Regions from separate parts of the Homo sapiens genome. Here regions 2 and 3 are each linked to region 1. The links are chromatin contacts, found by Hi-C or POLR2A ChIA-PET in ENCODE. All regions are on one chromosome and are shown on one strand. The core of a region is the stretch at or near the end of the contact, and the rest is flanking DNA. Distances in the headings are between cores, read along the strand shown. Region 1 has its middle 19 kb from the start of LINC02997. Region 2 holds the start of LINC02242 (long intergenic non-protein coding RNA 2242). Region 3 has its middle 31 kb from the start of LINC02242.

The links. Hi-C counts contacts between places; a loop is a spot of excess contacts on that map. ChIA-PET counts read pairs that join two places held with the same protein, here RNA polymerase II (POLR2A). Pooled maps may share reads with other maps.
Region 2: a loop to region 1 is called in a map of Calu3, with 11 times the contacts of the local background. The contact joins the promoter of LINC02242 here to the enhancer-like site in region 1. A Hi-C loop is called at or near these places in 1 of 168 maps with a recorded cell type or tissue (Calu3). POLR2A ChIA-PET finds 5 or more read pairs at or near these places in 3 of 52 experiments (MCF 10A, T-cell and activated T-cell).
Region 3: a loop to region 1 is called in a map of psoas muscle, with 2.7 times the contacts of the local background. The contact joins two enhancer-like sites. A Hi-C loop is called at or near these places in 1 of 168 maps with a recorded cell type or tissue (psoas muscle) and 1 of 50 pooled maps. POLR2A ChIA-PET finds 5 or more read pairs at or near these places in 1 of 52 experiments (OCI-LY7).

Annotation. Positions count from the first base shown.
Region 1 is chr5:67,771,692-67,776,507 of GRCh38, reverse strand. No RefSeq gene overlaps it. Among named protein-coding and RNA genes, the nearest start is that of LINC02997, 19 kb to the left of the region's middle. RefSeq lists a silencer at 2,033-2,327. Within about 2 kb of position 2,972, at least 9 of the 41 ENCODE cell types and tissues checked have a DNase peak (open chromatin) inside an H3K27ac peak, as active enhancers do.
Region 2 is chr5:67,644,250-67,649,065 of GRCh38, reverse strand. LINC02242 (long intergenic non-protein coding RNA 2242) reads left to right here and starts at 2,277. Exons shown (of 3, transcript NR_147169.1): 1 at 2,277-2,460.
Region 3 is chr5:67,675,736-67,680,551 of GRCh38, reverse strand. No RefSeq gene overlaps it. Among named protein-coding and RNA genes, the nearest start is that of LINC02242, 31 kb to the right of the region's middle. Within about 2 kb of position 2,776, at least 2 of the 41 ENCODE cell types and tissues checked have a DNase peak (open chromatin) inside an H3K27ac peak, as active enhancers do.

The sequences.
Region 1 (4,816 bases), core at 1,723-4,222:
ATTAAGAAGATTTTGGTAACTAATATTAATTATAGTAATAATAGAAGAAAAATGGAGGGTAGTAAGTAGAAGTTGTTTAGTAGCTAGTTTTTTGCTTGATTTGGGAGAAGGGTAAAGATATTTAATAAACTCGGGCTTTGATAAGATTTTATAGTTAAGTTTGTAGGCTAAGCTTTTGAAAACAACCATTAAAAGAACAGAAATTTAATAAATGAATCCAATCCAGAAATGAAGGAAAAGAAAGGAGGTAATAATGAAAATTTCATACATGTATACAATCAGAAACAAACAACACAACATAACAATAATTGACTGATTCACATTTCTTTTCAAATTATCAGAATTCTAATTGATTTAGGCTACATTAAATTAAAAAATGCAAAGAGTAATAAGAATAATACTCCATGTCTTAGATTTTTAGATATTATACGTTTTAGAAAGTTTTGGTCTTTTCAGGTATGTAATTCACCAGGTAGGTTTTAACCCTTAGACTTTTAGAGGATACTGTGTATAGACAGAGTTGAAGGCCAGAGAAAAGTGAGTTTTATTAAACCATGTATCAGCATATTTTAGTTAGAAAATAGTGTCACCATAGTGATTGTTCATATTAGTTTTCCTTGGCCAGACTCGGTGGCTCACGCCTGTAATCCCAGCACTTTGGGAGGCCAAGGCAGGCAGATCACGAGGTCAGGAATTCAAGACCAGCCTGACCAACAATACAAAACACAAAAATTAGCCGGGCATGGTGTTGGATGCCTGTAATCCCAGCTACTCAGGAGGCTGAGGCAGGAGAATCGTTTGAACCTGGGAGGCAGAGGTTGCAGTGAGCTGAGATAGCACCACTGCACTCCAGCCTGGGTGACAGAGTGATACTCCATCTCAAAAAAAAAAAAAATAGCTTTCCTTTATTATTATTATTATTATTATCATTATTATTATTACTATTATTACTATTATTTTTGAAACTGAATCTTGCTCTGTCTCCCAGGCTGGAGTGCAATGGCATGATCTCAGCTCACTGCAACCTCCATCTCCCAGGTTCAAGTGATTTCCAGCTAATTTTTGTATTTTTAGTAGAGATGGGGTTTCACCATGTTGGCCAGGCTGGTCTCAAACTCCTGACCTCAAGCGATCCAACCGCCTCAGCCTCCCAAAGTGCTGCGATTACAGGCATAAGCCACCATGCCTGGCCTTAAAATTAGCTTTCTAAATCCCTCTACTGGAAATACATGGTAGGAAAGTAGTCCAAATAGTTTATTATAAATCACACAATAACTGATTTATTAAGAAAATGGCGGCAGTCTTCCCTCGGCCAGATACAGTTGTTTGTTAATCCACCTTATTTTTATTTAGATGACACACACACAAAATAGCTGCCATTTGTTACAGACAGCATTGGACTCAATTTGCCAACACATTTCACCAATTGTTTACCATTGTTCTCTGCATCTTTGTCTCTCCCTTTGTGCTTCCATCAGATGCAGTAATGAATGCATGCTGCAGGCACACTCTAGAATAGAGAAAAAAGGAGAAGTCACAGTTCTGTGATTTTAAGCTGTGTGCTCTTTTCTACTCTTCTCATCTGTACGCCAATGGGATCCAGCAAAGATGGGTGCCAGAACAAAGCAAAGCGGAAGAGGATGCCAGAGGGAAACCATGATAACTTTGTGGGGTTTTTTTTTTTTTTTTTTGCATTACAAGATAACTTTTTCTTTTCCTTTAAGACGTTTAATAGCATTTACTAAGATATCACTTGTTTGTCTTCATTCATATATTGCTCTATACTGAGTTAACCATAATTGTATGTGTCTTATCTTTTTATTTAGACTGTGTGCCCTCTGAGAAAAAGTATTTTTTAAATACTAGTATTTCTGGCATTTAATATTGTGTTGAAACATAGGAAATACAACAATGTTTGATGAATAAATAAATGCCACAGATGAGAAAGAAACTTTCTCATAATTTTCTCTATAATGAATTTGCTCTATAAAATGAGATTAAGAAGTCCACCCAAGGAATTTAATGACAGAAGTGGAACAAGAAACCAAAGACCTTGGCCTCCCTTCACCCCTCAAATCCAGCACTTTCCACAGTACCACACTCAAAATTCAGAAAGCTCAGGCTTGGAAGCCTTCAGATGCCTTCCTGGCAGGACTGTGTTAGGCACACCAGAATTGCATGAGACGACGCCTATGGTCTGTGCTGTTATGAAATATCATAACAGTGATCCAGTGGCTTTGATGTCTGCCAACAATTGCAAGTAAAGAAAGTGGTTTAATGACACAGGCATACTGTGAGCAAAATCCTTAGGTTGGCTCCTTTTGCCCTATAATATTTGTATGTGTAAGGAAACCTTTTACCCCTTCTACAGCTCTCTCTTTCCTTGAAAAGTCCCAAATATTAACCCTGAGAGATGACTTTCTACTTGCCACTGTAGAAAGAGTACTTACTTATCTGATATTACATACCACTCCTTCTTTGTCTCTGTGTTAATAACTTAATAATCTTGGGTGCACTTCCTGGAGTCCATAGACAAGAGGTAATAATTTTTCTCCTCACCATTATTCCTTTTCTGTTTTGTAAACTTACCCAGTATAGTACAATGATCTTCAACACCAAAAATTAGTTGGCAACTAAGTTGTAAGTTATGAATAATCCCCCAGTTATTTCCTCTGGGTAGGTTCATTGATTAGGATGTATTTTTCTCTTTCAACCTTATCTTTTAAAGGTCTTGTGAAGTTTTACCTTACATTTATTGCCCAGCAGACTAGAAAGACAGGAGAGAAGTGGTGGCAAGAAGAGCTGAATGGAATCGTTGATTATAATTGACAAAGAACTGCAGTGTGTGTGCAGAAAACAAAGAGACCTTTGTGTTGGTGGGAAGCATGTGACCGGCCGCCCTAATTTGGTCAGAGCTGTTCCATTTGCTCATCTACTTCTCTGGATGTTCTTCAAGATTCTGATTGAACCTGGTCTTTTCCACAACCTTTCCCATTTTCCCTGAGTCATCTTAGGGGATAAGAGCAAGAGAAGACTCCTGTTAACAGCCATATGATTCACCCTTCAGGCCTTTCCCTCAATTTTCTAAAACATAGTCTTGAAATAGTTTTGATCATGGATTAAATCAGTACAACATATACCCCATTTGTAAGTTATCCTCATGTACTGCCTATTCTGATACTTTATGCTAATATATTATGTAACATAAAACACACAAAAATTAGATTTAAAAAGATGAAAAATGAATGCAAATAGCAATTTTCTTAGTATTTTTCCTCTGCACCCTAATGCATCACCTTGTATACCTCCAGGGTGTTTACACCCTATTTTGGAGGCTCTTACCAAAAGATACTTATGAGTTGACCAAAGACAAATACAGTCCAATCTGAGAAGCTGCATCCTCTTTTTGAGGTCATTTGGGATTGTGACAACCAGGCAGCTTCCTCATGTTTCTGGATACTGCTGGGAAGACTGTTCCAAAAGGTACCCAAAAGCAAATACCCAACCCCAGTGTTCTAGAGACCAAAAATCTAGTCCCAGCCCTATCATTAACCAGCTCTACAACTCTAAGAAACTCATTTAAACTCTCTGAATTTGTCATTGGTGAAACAAAAACAAAAACGAAAAAACTTTCTTGCCCATTTCACCTAATTGCTATAAATATCAAAGACGGCAAGGGATTTGCAAGAATTTCTAAAAGAATAACACAGAATACAACTATAAGGTAGTATTGTTATTATTTTTAAAGATAGTGGAAGGAAGGAATATCCTACCTGCTCCCCTGCCCTCTGCACTGTTCATTGCATCAACAAAACTAACTCAATGCAGACACCCTCCCTCTTGCCCTCCTGTACTGTGTAAATGATCACTGGTGAAAATTGAAGCTGTTTAGTTTTAGATTTTAGTGAATACTTTCCCAACTCTTCCTCCCAAGATTTTAGAATCATAAAAGGTAAGAGGAAGATAATAATTTTAGAGTTGAAGGTAGCTGAAAGATTATCCCAGCTAGTATTCTTATTTTGTGGATGAAAATATTGAAGCTGAGTGAATTTCAGAGAGGCTAAATGATTTCTCCAGGATCACACAGCTAGGAAAGGAGCCACATCAGACCCTGAGAGCCATATTGGAACCTATTTTGGAATCCTTTTTTTTTTTTTCCTACAATGCTGCTACGGTTCCTTTCCTTCTTTCCATGCTGACTGCCAGGGCTGCTTCACATCATTATGGTACTCTAGTCAATCATTTATAATTCCTCTTCAGCTGTGTTTCTCTCAGGAGCAAACTATGTCTGTATTCTCCATTGCAAAAGATTCTCTTCTTTTGCATCCATATCTTTAAGTCTTACAAGTCAATTCCATCCCCCTAAACTGTCTCCAATTCTTTCTTACTGTTATTCAACTCCTACTCTGATCACCTCGTTAGCTACCCGTGATGTTTCCTTGTCAGGAAAGGACTGTGGATTAGATGGCCAGAGGTGGCCATTTAACTTGTCACGGAAGGCGTCTGCCTCTTCCAGAGCACTGACAGCTGTTGTGTCAGTCACACAAGGTAAAATAACCTTCTCACAGAGTAAAAATAAAATGGTAAACATAACCTTCTTACACAAGTCTCACACCAAAAGTAGGCGTGAATATTTTGGAGAGAATTTAGAAACGGGTGATAGAGATGGCACAGGCAGAAGCTGGTTAGATGGATATGTGTCCCTCCCTTCCAGGGTTTTTGTTTCTAACCAGGAGGTTAGAAACCATCCTTTTTCTTCTTTTTTCCCTTTCTTCCTTTGGCACCAGCCACTCCCGACCTCCCAAATACCCACCCA
Region 2 (4,816 bases), core at 1,028-3,527, 130 kb after region 1:
GTGAACAGGTGCAAGACTCTCACAAGATGCTGGTTCTCCTCTTGCTAAAGACCAATGACAACAGAGTGAAGAGGGGACCATTCTGGTGATGTTTCCATGACAGCACATGAAACCCCGAAACCCCAAATCTTGTGAGAAGAGCTGCCAAACCTTTGAAAACACCACAACCACAGGGACTCCTAAAGCTTTTAGTAGAGTATCCCCCTTTACCCCCCAGAAGAAAAGTATTCAATTGACCCATCTAGTTAAATGAACTATTCACCTTCTGCTCTTGTGGTCTATAATTGTCATCCCATTGCTTAGGAATCAAGGATGCATCCATGCAGGGACCCAGCTAAAAGCAAGGAGAAGGAAAATTAATTTGTATCTAGCTTATCTTTTTTGAGTAAGCCATGAAACAACTGCATACTTTATGTCTTGGATCAACAAGGGAGCCATGCCAAATGTCAGATTAAATATTCCACAGCTGAAGTGTTTGCATAGCTTTTCAGTGGCTACCATTTAAAGAAAGAAAAACAATGATGGGACTTAAAAAAAAAATACTCCCTTAGCTTCACATGCTCACAGTGTACTGCCAGCAATTGCTCTCAACTTGGAAGGCCAGGCCATGCGTATCTTGTCCGTGGAGTGTCGGTGCCAGCTGGCAAGCAGAACCCTGTGCTTCCATTCCCTCCAGGAGCATGAAGCCCCACTGTGCATCTTGAAGGCCACAGCCGCACTGCTGTATTGTTTAACCCATAACTGCTCTGGCTAAGGAGCAAGTCATATAAAGAAGGAATTTCCTGGTTCTTGAAGTGTCTATCATGTTTCACCAATGAGTTTGCATTCGCCGCATGTGTTTTCAGTTTGGGTTGGCTCTGTGGGGATGCCGAGGAAACTGGAGACAGATCTTTATTGAAACAGAATAATAAGTCTGAACAAATCAGCTTTATTGTCATTGGCTCTGGTGTGGTTTGGATTAATTTCAGCTTTATATTTCTAAAGGATTGCTTAAGAGGTGATGCTCTCCAATTCCAGGTTATGTAAAGGAAGGGAGAGAACTGACATACCTTAAGTAACTACTAAGTGTCAGGAGCTTGCCTGCATTATCTCAATTACTTTTCCTAACAATCCAATAAAGTCGTTGTTCCTCCATTCATCTTACTGATGAGAAAACGGAGGTGCTGAGAGGGTCATTCACTTGCCTGATGTAGCACAGTTAGGAATACAGCTGTGGAGTACAATTGGTTTGTTTCATCTTAGATCTGCTGATCATTTTCTGTGACCTTGGGCAAGTCACTTCACCTCTCTGCTCTAACTTTCGCATCTTCAAAACGTGAATGATAATGAGAATCCTTCACAGAGAGTTAAAGAAAGCAATGTGTGTAAGGTGATCAGTGCAGGTAACTGGTCAATAAATTCAGCCATTGTTATATGACAGTGCGGAGACTGAAACCTAGTGCAGCTCCCTTCCAAGCTGGTGCTGATTTCCCTCACCAGTCTAGAGATCAGTGCCACCCTTCTCCATGGGGAAGGTTTAGGTGGAACTGATACTCGAGAGACTAAAATTACAGGGTGATTTAACATCCTTGCTTTAAAAGTATATTCCCTATTGGGGCAAACAAAGCCTGTAGTTCTGGCTCAGGCTTGTATTTTGGAAAAAAAAAAAAAAAAAAAAAAAAGCTCTCTGAAAAGGAAGTAGGAGAAGAGAGAAGTGATGTGAGATGTGGAAGTTGCAGGGCTGTCATCTCACTGTCCTGGCCAGTTGCTTGGATTCAGGATGAAAAAAGGAAAAGTTGCCTGGTAATATGTTTTCTCATGACAGCTGATGTCTAGTCTGTTCACTGCAGCAAAAGTGGAGCTTAACCGATGATTTTTAACAGGCATCACCATCATAATGCCTGGCATCCTGGTGCTCAAACCCCACCTGAGTGCTTCCCACGTGCCAGGCTTTCGGCTGGCCTTGGGATACAGAGATGAGTAAGACATGGTCCCAGTTCTTGCAGAGCTCCCAGATGAGTGATCAAATGAGCCTTAGAGCACAGAGATCTTGCTCACCATAGAGAGAAACTATTTATATTCTAGACCCTGTAGAATCATCCAGAAGGAAGCCTTGTACACATCATTATCTATCACATAACCAGGAATTTTTGAAGCTTTGTGAAGCAGCTTAGGTAACTTTTAAAACAATCCTCAGTGAGAAAACAAATTCCACAAGTAGGAGGGAGGCCGCCCATAATGCAACCAACTTGGTTAATCACTTGGAAGTTCTTCCAGTCTTGCGAGGACTTCTTGGGCACTAGTTGTACCAATAACTAACCCCAAGGAATTGGACTCAGAAGAGCAATACAAATTGCAGCCTTGCCACTTACGAGCTGAGAGATCTTAGCCAAAATAACTCAATCTGTCTGAGTTGTATTTTTTATCAGTCGACTGAAGATGAATAATATTCAGGCTACAAGTTTATCAAAGAGTTAATAGGTGAGTATCTATGAAAGCCCTTTTTATTCAGTAAAGATGTATATACATTTGTTCTTGTTACTTCTCTTCATACTTTCACTTTCATTTATTTTGTATAAAATTTGCATAGTGTGACTTTTAGATTTTGGGCTTCTTGCTTTCTAGTTTGATGTTTATGAATACTTCAATAAAGAGAGGGTGGAAAAGGATAGCAACACTGAGCAATTTTTTAGTATCACATCCATGAGGAGCCATAGGTAAAAAGAGGTGACTGAAACTATGATTCTAAAGCCTAAGCAATATTCCCAAGGTGAGAAATCTAGTACGAAGTTGAATTGGGACATCAGCTACTGTCTGCTTGACTTCAAAGCACAGGTTCTTAACTACAATCTACCTTGTGTCTGAAAATGATGATAATATTAATAATCTGAAATGGGAAAGGATGACTAATAGCAATGTTCATTCATTATGTTTATAGGAAAATGAAAAGTGATGTTTATGGCTTTTCTTTGAGGGGAGAATAAGAATTAAAAACCTGTACTTATTGTTAGGAATTTATGAAATATGATCTAAGCAAAAGACAAGTAAAAACTATGAAATATTATGAAAATTTGTGGTGTCTTTTTACAAGCCCCTTCTCTAGGGTCTTGTGTCATTATCACCCTTAGCTGGAAATAATCTCAACTCTGAATTCCCAGAACCACTTTGAAGAATCTTTTGTGTGATTAAGACTCCTGGCTGGGCGCAGTGGCTCACTCCTGTAACCCCAGCACTTTGGCAGGCCGAGGCAGGTGGATCACTTGATCTCAGGAGTTTGAGAACAGCCTGGTGAACATGGCAAAACCTCATCTCTACTAAAAATACAAAACTTAGCCAGGCATGGTGTTGCACGCCTGTAATTCTAGCTACTTGGGAGGCTGGGGCACAAGAATCACTTGAACTTGGGAGGCGGAGGTTGCAGTGAGCCGAGATCGCGACACTGCACTCCAACCTGGGCGACGGAGTGAGACTCTGTCTTACAAAATAAATAAATATAAATAAATAACCGGCGGCCTCAGGGTATTTGCACTTGCTGCTCCCTCTGCCTGGTACATTTTTTTCCCAAAAACCTCTTGGATCATTGCTCCCTTCATGGACACATATGCTCAAATGTCCCTTATCAGACAGACCTGACTAGAGCTTTTCTTATCACTTTGTACAAAATGGCCATGTGCCCCTTATTACTCTTATCTATTGTCTTACTTTATTTTTCTTCAAAGCACTTCCCACCACCAGACATATTTAACATTTTATATATTGACTGCTTCCCAAACTCAGATACAAATTCTCTAAGAACACAGAATTTCTTTTGTTTACTGCAGTCTCCCGAACATCTAGAATAACACCTGGCACATAGTTAAATGCTCAAAGCATATTTGTTAAATAAATGAATGAACAAAGAATTAATGAATATGGCCCTTTATACTTTGTATTTTTGTTGGTTATATGAGTCTTACATCACCTGGGAAATTGAACTTTCTGAGGGCAAGGTCTATGTCTGATTCACTTTCAAATCTCTCTAGGTTCTAACATAGTACTTAAAATTGATTGAAAATTTACATAGATTTCATATACAAGTGTCTCATTTGTGGCCTAACAACTCTACACAATAGATTGGTATTCTTATTCCTATCTGTCTTAGGTTAGGCTGCTATAACAGAATAGCATAGACTGGGTGGTTTAACCAACAGACATTTATTTCTCACATTTGTGGAGGATGGGAAGTTCAAGAACAACGTGGCAGCCAATTCAGTTCCTGGTGAAGACCCTCATCCTGACTTGCAGATGACTGCCTTCTTGCTGAATCCTCACATGGTAGAAAGAGGGATAGCTCTGGTCTACCTCTTCTTATAAGGGCACTAATCTCATTGTAAGGGGCCCACCCTTGTGACTTCATCTAACCCTAATTACCTCCTAAAGGCTCTACACCCAAATACAATCACACTGTGGTTAAGGCTTCAATATAAGAATTTTGGGAGGACTCAGACTTCATTCCATCATATCATTTTACAGATGAGAAACCGTAACTCAGGGAAGTTTAATGATTTTTCCAAAGTCAGAGGTCCTGGAGGAGTCAGAGCTCAAGTCTAGTTCTTACCATAAGCCCATGATTCTCTCTTTTAAGGGCCACTGCCTCTTCTCGTGTTACAGCACATAAATAACTACTGCCCCAGGGCTGAATAAATGGGCCCATTTGCATAAGCAGGACTCCATTTGCATAAGCAGTACAAAAAAGGCAGGACTCCTCAGAAACATACAAAGCCTTTCACAATGTCAACATGAAGGTAAATTTCTACTTTCATTTTTAGGGTTTTTAAATTGCTTTTTTAAATTAGAC
Region 3 (4,816 bases), core at 1,527-4,026, 96 kb after region 1:
TTTGGGTGATTCCAAGGCAAAAATCAGCATCTGGGAGATGCCATAATAATCCACCTCCAGTGTACCTGAAAATCTTTTTTATACAGCTGTCCCATGTTTCAAGTATCCCTTGTTATTGCATTATTTAATGGGATTACTAAAGCTGGTCTAACAGTGAGGCATCATCCAACAGCTCTGCTCTGAACAAAAATGTAAAAGAATAGTACTTGGAAGGGATACTTTCTGGGCAGCTTTAGACAAACAGAATTACTTAATAACCCTTGTGGAAAAAATTACAGTAGGTTACAAGAGTGGAGGAAGCCATGGTAATTTGGAAACAATGTATGTTCCTTAGAAACAGACTTCACTAATTGAAGACACTTGATTTTGTTAGTAATAATTGCAACAGATTTCCATGATGAAGCAGATGAAATGTTCCCATGCTTCAAATTTTATCCAGAATGCTTTAACATATTGCCTTTGAAGATCTAGAATGTCTCCTTTGGTGATATTCTAGAGTCAAAATACATAGTTTTTATTTGTATAGAATTCAGGATTGTTGATGCTAATTTAGACTTCTTCCAAAGGGGTTCAGTTACTGCAAATATCAGGACTTTGGTATGCACAGCCTTACCCATACTACAACAATTGCAGCTTGTATTTAAAAATGATTTCTGCAGAACAGGACTTTAGTGTGGAAATGTCACTTTCTGCTTAGCTGTATGTATATAGATATAGATGCAGGTACATATAAGGATATTTATATATGCATATATAGAATATCTACATAATCAGGGCTTTATGTCTCAAATCTCTGTGTGTGTGTGTGTGTGTGTGTGTGTGTGTGTATGCGCGCGTGCACGTGCGCATGCGTGTGTGCATGTGTGTGGGTCTCAGAGCTTTCCCTGGAGCATGCATAAGGTCCAACTTGACCTATTTTATATGGCTACAGCAATCTGTTAGCTTGGGCTTTTTGGCAGCCTCCCTGGATTTCTGGAGTTATGTCCATCTGCTTCAGCTGCAATTCAATGTTTAACATCCGTGTAACTTAGAAATATAAGTTCAAAATCAGTCTAGGTGTCCTCACTTTATATTGAGGGACACATACTCTTTGTGTGGTTTTGTTATAACCCTCCTATAGGAGATGTACTTTACTGAAAACAGCTTGAGACCTATCCATCATTGTTCTCAGGCAGTTTCTGTTCCTCATTATTCAGGATAATTGAGAAGCAGCTGCATTTGTAAAACAAAGTCCACTGGCTGAGCTTCAGCTTCTTGCATCTATCCTACACTGGATGGCATTAGCAAATGGCATTGGTAGCAGATCAATTCTTGTACCCAATAGCCTAATGGCTTAACTGCTTGACACAATAATTTTTATGGTCTGCAGAGATGTCTACACCGGCATGGGGCAAGCATAATGTTGTCTGGACAAGTAGAGCCACTACTCCAGGAGAATATACATATTAGCTGGATTGTTGTTGGAAGAACTGTTTGAAAATTCTTCCAGGAGGGCGTAGGAGGTGGTAATGAATTGCAGGCATAATGTCAGATGGGTCCCCACCGTCCCAGCTTACAAGTCCCATAGTTGGTTACAGATGAAAGTCCACAGAGATAGATAAGGAGATGAAAAATGCTGGCTGCTTGAATCCCTCCTCCTGTGAACTCATTATGTGCATAAAGTGAGAGAATACTTTAATGAGACCCCAGACTTTGGGAGCCACAACCATGTGAGCATTCAGAGTCAAGAAAGACCTGCATCTGAGACCGCACGCATATTGCACAATCTTTTCATTCATTCCCCCCAACCTTCCCAGCCCCAGAAATAGAACATTCTATAGAGAGCACCATTCAGAGATATTGAGCCTACATCCTACAAGAAATCATGCCTCATGACAAGCAGATTCTTAATGTCTGCGATCAGAAGGTGAGTACCTAATCCAAGTCCAGCATTCTCACTTTCTAAGCTTCCATCTATCAAAGTCACTGCCCCTCATATCATTTCCATGTCCCCAGATATTGTTCAGACTCTTCTTGCTGCACTTCTTTCAGCCATTCTCTTTCTTATTCTACTCTGATACTACTCGTTGAGTGGTTATTGGTGACTTGTAACTTTGCTCATTTATCAACGCTATGCCCAAAGCAACAGTAGAAAATTCGTGGGATTTGGAGTGAGGCAGACTTAGATTTTATTTTATTTCTTTTGTCTGTTAGTAGCACAGCTTGAACAAGATGCTTAACTTCTCATCTGTAATCCTTGCAGGGTGGCTGGAAGAATTAACTCATCCCTTCAGTCAGCAAATGTTCATTAAGCATCCTAAAGCAGGAAAAGCATAAAGCGCAGTACCTAGCACACAATAAGTACATAATAAATAGCAATTATGCTTATTTTTTGGAGAAAATTGCAATAGAAATGGAAGTAACATTAATTACCAGTCTGACCTAGATCCCACATCCTTAGTCACTTTATTCAAAGCTCAGTAAATATTGATCCATTGAGTATTGTTCCCCTGACTTTTGCTGGTCCTCTAATTTCTAGTTTATTCTCACTGTATACAGAATTTCTTTCTTGGCTTGGCTCCTCCAGAATTCTCAGGTTATCTCAGCCCTTGTCTTTTCCTCTGGATAATGTAATCATCTACAGGAATTTGAACTCCTTCGCAAGCTACATGTATCAAGTAACACTCACTAGAACAGTTCCTGTGATGAGGTGACACTGCATGGCATTCTGCAAAACCTCCACCTGCCATATGGTGTGGCAAATGTCATGAGGTATTGCTTCCTTCATTCCAGTGCAGCTTGCCAGAAACCTGATGCCACCTCCGCAACACACAACACCAATGGCTTAACTGTACTCAGGCTGTCAAAAGTGACTACTTTGAATGTTCTAACCCCATGGATTCTCTCAAGTCTCCACAATCCAACAGAGCTTGGGTTTCCTGAGTTCATCCCCCTCAGTACAGCTCTCTAGTTTCATTTTAATTGTGTTGGTTTTCACCATCAGTTCTTAGAATTGGTTCTAAGTTAACAAGAGTGTTCCTAGCATAATTACCAAGTGACTGTTTGTTGAGTATTTGTGGTTAATAAGCCCCAGCTAATAATCTCAGAACTTTAAGGAACTTGTCTATAATTGTTTATGAGTGTTTTGACTATTGCATTTTTTTACTTAGAAAAAAACCACTAATTATGATTGCATTTTCTGTTTGGCGTAGAGCTTATTTATGTCATTAAGTGACAGCTTCTACAACATGGGTATCTAGAGGGCCTTGCTTTTCTTTAGCTGAATATATTGCCTAATTTATAACCACATGTATAGCTAATTGGTCAAATTAGTTGTTTTACATAAAAAACCCTCAAACAGCAAGGTTTTAGTTTACTTTTATTAGTGATATCTTTAAGGTTAGCTATTCAGCAACATAATTTATTCTTGACCTCTCCCAGCCTGTATTTATTAATTGCCTCACTGCTATTTTTATATTTGTTTCTAGAGTTGCTAATTCAAATCCCTAAATGAAGTGGTAAGAGAGTGGCATGAAGGAGAGGGCTGAAAAGATGAGCGTATGCCCCACATAGGCCTGGAAGTCCAGTGTTTCTAGGGATTCAGATTGTTCAGAATATTAATAAAATAGATATCTGAGGCCAAAAACTATTGATAAACCAGACTTAATTTATGTGATAGCAGTTTACAACCGCAGATTTACTGTATTAAAGTTTTTGTTTCCATAGTATTCTTTAAATAATAGAGGCCAAGGCACTCTCACATTGAGGTCTATGTAATCAGAGACAGAGTACATTTCATCATGCAAAGAATATTATTTTGTGATTTCAGACATATTTTGGAGTTTTAGAGGTTTATTGGTTGATCTGACAACCTTTTATTGCTTTAGAGAATGTATGAAAGACAGAGAAAGAGAGAGAGAGAGGAGAGAGAGTGAAATGACCCTCTTTAGTTCTATATCCAGGCTTTTCCTTGTTAGTATAATGTATATGCATTTGTAGGACTTGAAGTGTTTCTATATTCGTAATAATCTCTCAGAGACTTTTCTCTCATAGTTATTAAAGCTATGGTGTTTGTATAATTCAGATTTTCCCCATTAATCTTAAGGATCTTGGCAAAAGAAGCATCTTACTAACATTTTGGTTGACAGATCCACAGATTTGTTACTGAGTGCTTGATAATGCTCTCTCCCTCTGGTTGGCATATCATGTTCCCCTGACTTTCACAGAATGTTAAAATGTTACTAGAATCTAAATTCCCCATTTTCTTAATCATCTGTTTCCTTACAATTTTCTGGTATGCTCTTATTATTATTTTTTTTCTGTGTGCCCATCCTGCGGGGAAGAAAGAAGTCATGGCCATTGTGGGTTAGCCCTAGTCTCTACTGGGTACCTAGACAGGGAACCTGACAGAATCTTAGTAGGCTCACATAGAGATAAATGCTTCTGGAGGGAGGAGACTCAAAGGAGAAAAAAGTGAAAGGAAAAAAAAATTTCATCCTTTTAAAAACTTTATGATATCTTTGACAAGTATGATTGAAACTTCTGTTGGAGAACAACTAGGGGACCATGTGCTTACCTGAAAAAGCTCTAGCCCTTCCTAGTAGCCTTTACTATCAGCGCCTGAAGACCACATATTTAATGTTCAAAAGCATACTTCCCTTTTCAACAGTGTGTGCTAATTCTTAGATAGATCAGAAGAAATATGATCTGTTACTTAGCAGAGATTTTGCTTATTTTACCCCAGCAGGATATTTTCTTACTCTGGTAAATTTCAGGTTCCCTGTATTCAGCCTATTTTTTCAATAAATTGGTTTTAAAATTCAACAGAAGACTAAAT